Regions from separate parts of the Mus musculus genome. Here region 2 is linked to region 1. The links are chromatin contacts, found by Hi-C or POLR2A ChIA-PET in ENCODE. All regions are on one chromosome and are shown on one strand. Each heading gives the region's core, a stretch centred on a gene start or an enhancer-like site at or near the end of the contact. The rest is flanking DNA. Distances are from core to core; before and after follow the strand shown.

Region 1 (2,918 bases), core at 246-2,745:
ACCTATAGAAAACAGGGCAGGGACACAAGCTTCAGTTCCATTCAAGGAAGAACTTCTAATCAGGAAGACGAATGGGTAGGACTTCTCCGGGCTTCAGATCCTAGAAGGATGCAAGAAATGCTAGGGGGCAGTGAGGTGAGAGATTCAACCACCCACTCGCAATCCTCCTGGGCCCCCAAGCCCAAAGTGGATGCATCTGAGGACAGCTTTCTCTCACTCTTTGTTTGCTGTTTGGTTGGTTGGTTGATTTTATGAGACAGGGTTTCACTCAGCAGCCCTGGCTGTCCTGGAAACTCTGTAGACCAGGTTGGCCTTGAACTCAGAGATTCACCTGCCTCTGCCTCCTGAGTGCTGGGCTTAAAGACATGTGCCACCACCACTTGGTTCCCATTTGTTTCTTGTAAGTGTGTTTTCTACCCAAACCTCTGTAATGGGCCACATTCTCCCTTTCTATTGCTCGTCTATCCCATTGGTTCAAACCTAGGAAGATATATTTTTTTCCTTCCATGAGACAAGAAGGCTGTGAAACAGAGGCTTCCTACCGTTTGTTGAAAGGTCCATTTGTCCAAAGCCCCAACATATTATTTTTATAAAGTTTTAGTTTTATTTCATGTGCATCTTTTGCCTGTAATTATATATGTGCACCATGTATGTGCTGGGCGCCTATGCAGGTCAGGAGAGTGCCAGGACTCCCCTGGGCCTACAGTTACAGATGATGGTGAGCCACCATGTGGGTGCTGGGAACCAAACCAGGGCCCTCTGAAAGAGCAGCAAGTGGTCTTTACAGCTGTGCTGTCTCTCATGCCCAAGCCCTACCATAATAAACGATTATGAAACATGGCCCTAACCTCAGAGTCTCAAAGTCTCATTTCTAAGTTCAGGGCCCTCTAAGGTTTATAGCAACTTAGATTCATACTATGATGTTAAAGCTTCTTGGTGAATTTGAAGCCGGGATAACCTTGTAACCCAAAAAGCGGAGACTTCTGGAGTTCCTTCAAAGGGTAGATAGGAAGTTTACCGTAGAAGTGCTTTTCAGCTCCATGGTCAAGTTTCGGGTGGACCAATAAGGTCCACAAGGTTTCACTGCAAGAGAGGCTCTGAGGAAAGCGCTTGTCAACATTCTGACCCCTACCAGCAGGAACATTACATGTGCCGCCTACACAATGTTTTGCTCCCCCGTCCTTCCCCCGCCCAGTGTCCATTCATTTACCAGGTCCCTGCAGGGCGGGGCTGTCCTGTTTCCTATCCCTGGGCTGGGCACACGTCTTACGAGCGCTTGCAGTAAGCAGTCAACAGTGTTTGGCCCGAATAGGGGCACAGGCTGTTCCGGAAGTGGACAGTGTCAGAGGTTCTAGCCGGAGAGGAGGGAGGGAGAGCCGCTGGGGAGCCTCATTGCCCCAGGGCCGAGGGTGGAGCCTTTCCCAGTCGGGAAAGGGCTGGGCCCAGCCTACATGTGAGGGCAGGACAGAGTGACTGCCAGCGCTCCCTTGAGAAGTCTGGGTGTAGCACGCTGCCGGTTGACTTCCCAGGACTCTTCTGTGACCTGTGAGCCGAGGATTACTGGGTACCCCAGATTCCCAGAACCCAGTCCTGGATTGCAGATCTGTAAGGACCGTGAAAGATTGAGCAAAGAAGTCTTTCTGGACTTAAGAGTTCCGGAACAGGACGTCCAGCCCATCTCCGGATCCCGACTGGATCCACACCTTCAGCCTCGTGCCCTGTCCCGGGTTCCCCGCGCCCGGGGCCCCGCGCTTGAGCGCCCCCGCATGGCGGGGCCATGTCCTGGGGCCGGGGTTCTAGAACGGGCGGGCAGCTGCTGGCAGGACCCGCTGGCGGAGGCGCTGAGCCGGGGCCGCTCGTCTCCTGCGGTCACGGGTCGGGGCTGCGCGCGGAGCCGGCCTCTCAGTGTGGTCTACGTGCTGACCCGGGAGCCGGGGCTCGGGGTGGAGCCCGGGTCGGGAACCGAGGCAGAGCCGCTGCCGTTGCGATGCCTGCGCGAGGCCTGCGCTCAGCTCCAGGGCACACGGCCACCCCCGCAGCTACGCAGCCTACCCTTTGCGACGCTGGCGCTAGGCGACACCGCTGCGCTGGACTCCTTCTACAACGCGGGTGAGCGTCTCGGGGCGGGGCTTGAGTCTGGGCGGGGCAAGGGGCGGAGCTTTAGAACCCTGACGGGGCGGGTGTGGGTACCAGGTCTAGGGAATTTACGGTAAACTAAAGCCGAACTTGAGACAAGGCAGTAACGACAGGGCATTTAGTGGATTATGGATGTGATGGGCTTGAGGCTGGATCTGGGGATTCAGGCCTGGCTCCGGAGTTTAAGTATCTTTCGGTGAGCGTGGTGCCAAGCAGGTGGGGCGGAGCAGGCGAACTCTAAGGGCGGGGCTGGGGAGGGGCGGGGCTGAGGGAGGGGCAGAGCTGCGCTTCCCTGCGTAAGCGGGAGAACTCTTTTTCAGGATGATCTCACGTTGGACTTTTGAGGGTGAATCAGGCCTGAGACGGAAGTTCGGTCTATGGCAAGGGGCCATCTCTGCAGGATTGGGGTTGATAAGTCCTAGCATACTACATCCCACATGGGACTAAAGGGGCGGGAAAGGAAGTACTGAGGCAACTCTTCGGGACTGGATTATAGGAGAAAGGGATTGTATTTGGAGACTAGGAGTCGAAAGAAAATGGGTGGGGCAGGGGTGGGTCTAGAGGAGATACAGGGAGTCCAAGGGTGAGGTCGGAAGATAGCTATTCCTCTCTTTCCCACCTACCGGATGCTCCACCTCATCCCTATTTGTTTATCTCCGAGTCAGAGAGCCTTGTATCCTGGACATCTGCTAAATTGTAGCTTAAAAATGAAGGCTGACCCGGTCAGACCACAGATAAAGTGGAATCATCTGCGTTGACTCATACAGTCCCTCCCTTGCGGA
Region 2 (3,182 bases), core at 1-2,500, 37 kb after region 1:
TATTCCTTCTCCACACAACTTGGCTCTGTTTGTTTGTTTGTTTGAGATTGGGGCTCACTATACATGCCTGGCTGGCCTGGAACTCCTACCATATAATTCAGGCTGCCCTCCAACTCACAGACATCTGCTTGCCTCTGCCTCCAAGTGCTATGGTTAAAAGTATGGATCCCCGTGCCTGGTAGCTGATTTTGATAGAAGGAAAGAAAAGAGTACCTCCTCAGGTGAGAGGTAGGATGCCACAGCTGAAAGATGAGTTATATATAGTCAGTGAACTAACTGGCTTCTGAATATCTTCTTGCTGGGATAGTCAACGGACCAAGACGATGTTACAAAGGAACTCAGCTTCCCCATGGGGGAAGGGGATTTCTACTACAGAAAATAAAGCTTGTAAACTGTCCAGACTGTTAGGATTAAGGTAGGAGGGTTGTAAGCTGCATTCTTCCACTGGGAGGCAGATACCTAGGTCGCTGAGACTGCTTTGTAACTCAAATGATGTAGGGGGAAAAACGCCAGCACGGACCTCCCAATGCTGACATTCCACGAACCAGTGTGGCTTCGATCAAACACTCAGTTCTGTTTCTAAAGGCGAAACGTCTTGTGCATAACAGACGACAAGTACGCGCTCGTTTGCTCAATGAGTGAAAAAACAAAAACAAAAACCAACGGGGAATGAATGACGATGCCTCTTCAGACAATGATTAAGGGTCTTTTCTGTACGCCTGCAGCTTAAGGGCGTGCTAATGACCAGATCTTTGCTGCTGATCTACACTTCTCCTCCTCTCCAGTTAGACCTGGGGGAACCAGGGCCGGAACTATGCCCCACATCCAAGGGGACCGCGCACCTCATAGGTGACGAGAGCTCTAGGGGACTGGGGGCTAGCCTGGCCCGGAGTACGGGTTGCTGCAAGTCTGGGGAAAAAAAAGCTAGCATGGCACCCCGGAGGATGCTCGGGCCCTCGGCGACTTCGCGCTGACATCGGAAGACACTCACGTGAGCACCGGGATGGGTGTCCACACCACGCAGTAGGGGAAGCGGCTCCGCTCCACGTCCATGACAACGCCACCGGACCCGTGGTACTGCTTCATGTCCGTCTCGGCCCCCGTCGGCGTTTCTACTTCCGCCATCCGAGGAGGGGGCGGCGGCGGCTGTAACAGAAGCGGAGAACTCCCTTCCGCTTCCGCCATCCCGCGCGCGTCCCGCTCGGGAAGGCCGACCGCGCCGCCGCTCGCCCCTGTGTCATCACTTCCGGGAGGCGGAGTGTCCTCTCGGTCGATCTTCCCCCGGGGAATTGGAGCCTTGTCCTTCTGGGCCCGGCTAGTTTAGCCTCTTTCCCGTGTTTGTAGCGGAGCATTTCCGTGGACCTCAGGAAGCTCTCAGTCGAGCCCCGGGAACCCACAACCAACCGCGGTTCCGCATGCCGGCACGTGGTGCAGGCACTCTTTATTGATCACTTCTTAGGTGCCAAGCATGTGATATTCATTGGTACTACTGTCTATAAACTGATTAGACGTGCAAATTTAGTTGTTTCCCCCAGAAAACAAATCAGAGACAAAGGCTCTTAGAAATGAAGTGAGCAACGATTCAAACGCAAGTCTTTGTAGATTTCCTTTGTCCTTTTTAGTCTGTGGCATGAGTTACATAATAGTCTGTTACGTGATGGTGTAAAAAGGGAGGTCAAACTAAAATCTTGGTGTGTATGGGAGACACGTACACTTGGTGTGTATGGGAGGGAGCAGCCTTGGGCCTGGGGAGAGCACGGATGCAGAAGTGCCAAGACAGGAAACTTGAGGTCACTATGTGCAGTAGAGAATATCATCCAAGACTTATCTAAATCTCTTTATTGTTCGTGTTTTGGGGCACATGTTTGTTTTTGTTTTGAAACAGGGTCTCACTATGTAGCCCTGTCTGTCACTATGTAGACCAGGCTGACATTGAACTCTTAACTCTGCCTCCCAAGTGCTGGGATTTAAAAGGGTACATCACTAAGCCAGGTCCTTTTTTGCTTTATAGAAAACTCGGCAGTTAGCACTTGTCTAAGATCACACTCAAGAACACAAAGTGGCCAGGCTCCAGTCTTGGAATCTTTTGATTTTTCAGAGGGATAATCAGAGAGACATGGAAGTGGAATGTTATGCGGTGAGGAGTGGGTGGGATGGGTTTGGAAGACAAGAAGGGAACCAGGCTATAGGAAGGTGTAAGAAAAATGAGGCAGAAAGGCAAACAGATTGTTTCAACAGGCTGAGACTGAGACTGTTTTATTGGAACAGCGGGCTGGAGGAGATATATATATGTTACAGCTCCTCTTTGTGTGTGTGTGTGTGTGTGTGTATGGTTTGACTGGGACCAGAGTGGGGGTTGTTTTCCATACTCAGGCATATTGTTTCTGCAGGTGAAGCAGACCTGTCAGATAGGGGCTAAGCACTTCATTCTGGCTAGAAGCTATGGCTTAGTACAGCTAGATTCAATTCCTCATCACCTAAGACTATTAGCCAACAGAAGGTGTGGACAAATGTTTAGGGAAGGCAAAAGCTATGCTTTTGAGAAGGTTTGCTTCCATGAAATGAGTCTCCTTTAATAGTAACTTGCCAAAAGCCTGCGGTCCTGATAATTTTTTTTTGTTTGTTTTTGTTTTTGGTTGGTTGGTTGGTTTTTCGAGACAGAGTTTCTGTGTAGCCCTGGCTGTCCTGGAACTCACTCTGTAGACCAGGCTGGCCTCGAACTCAGAAATTCGCCCTGCCTCTGCCTCCCATGCCTCCCAAGTGCTGGGATTAAAGGTGTGGGCCACCATACCCGGCGATCCTGATACTTAAATGCATTAAAAAAGAAAAAAATCTGGGGGGGAGGGTATAGGGGACTTTTGGGATAGCATTGGAAATGTAATTGAGGAAAATACGTAATAAATAAAAAAAAAAAGAAAAAGAAAAAAATCTGTACTGTGGAAAATCCAAAGGTCTTGACTACATCATACATCAGGTAGTGCAGTTGCTACTACTGCAGAGCAGAGCAGACCCTCTGAGAACTATGCACCTAGCGAATGTTTTCTAAATGTTTCTCGACTTTAAATATCTTTTAAACATCTCACTAGTATCCTAGCCGAAGCTAATTCTAGTCCACTCAAAATTCTTTGAGCATTTTTTGTACCTCTTTCATGAATGACCCCATGTAGTATGACCCCTGAAGG

The links. Hi-C counts contacts between places; a loop is a spot of excess contacts on that map. ChIA-PET counts read pairs that join two places held with the same protein, here RNA polymerase II (POLR2A).
Region 2: a loop to region 1 is called in a map of left cerebral cortex, with 2.5 times the contacts of the local background. The contact joins the promoter of Tmem222 here to the promoter of Map3k6 in region 1. A Hi-C loop is called at or near these places in 3 of 37 maps with a recorded cell type or tissue (adrenal gland, heart and left cerebral cortex). POLR2A ChIA-PET finds 5 or more read pairs at or near these places in 3 of 5 experiments (Patski and embryonic stem cell).

The regions. Positions count from the first base shown.
Region 1 is chr4:133,239,323-133,242,240 of GRCm38, forward strand. Map3k6 (mitogen-activated protein kinase kinase kinase 6) reads left to right here and starts at 1,496. Exons shown (of 29, transcript NM_016693.5): 1 at 1,496-2,109. The coding sequence starts at 1,767.
Region 2 is chr4:133,276,540-133,279,721 of GRCm38, forward strand. Tmem222 (transmembrane protein 222) reads right to left here and starts at 1,251. Exons shown (of 6, transcript NM_025667.3): 1 at 992-1,251. The coding sequence starts at 1,185.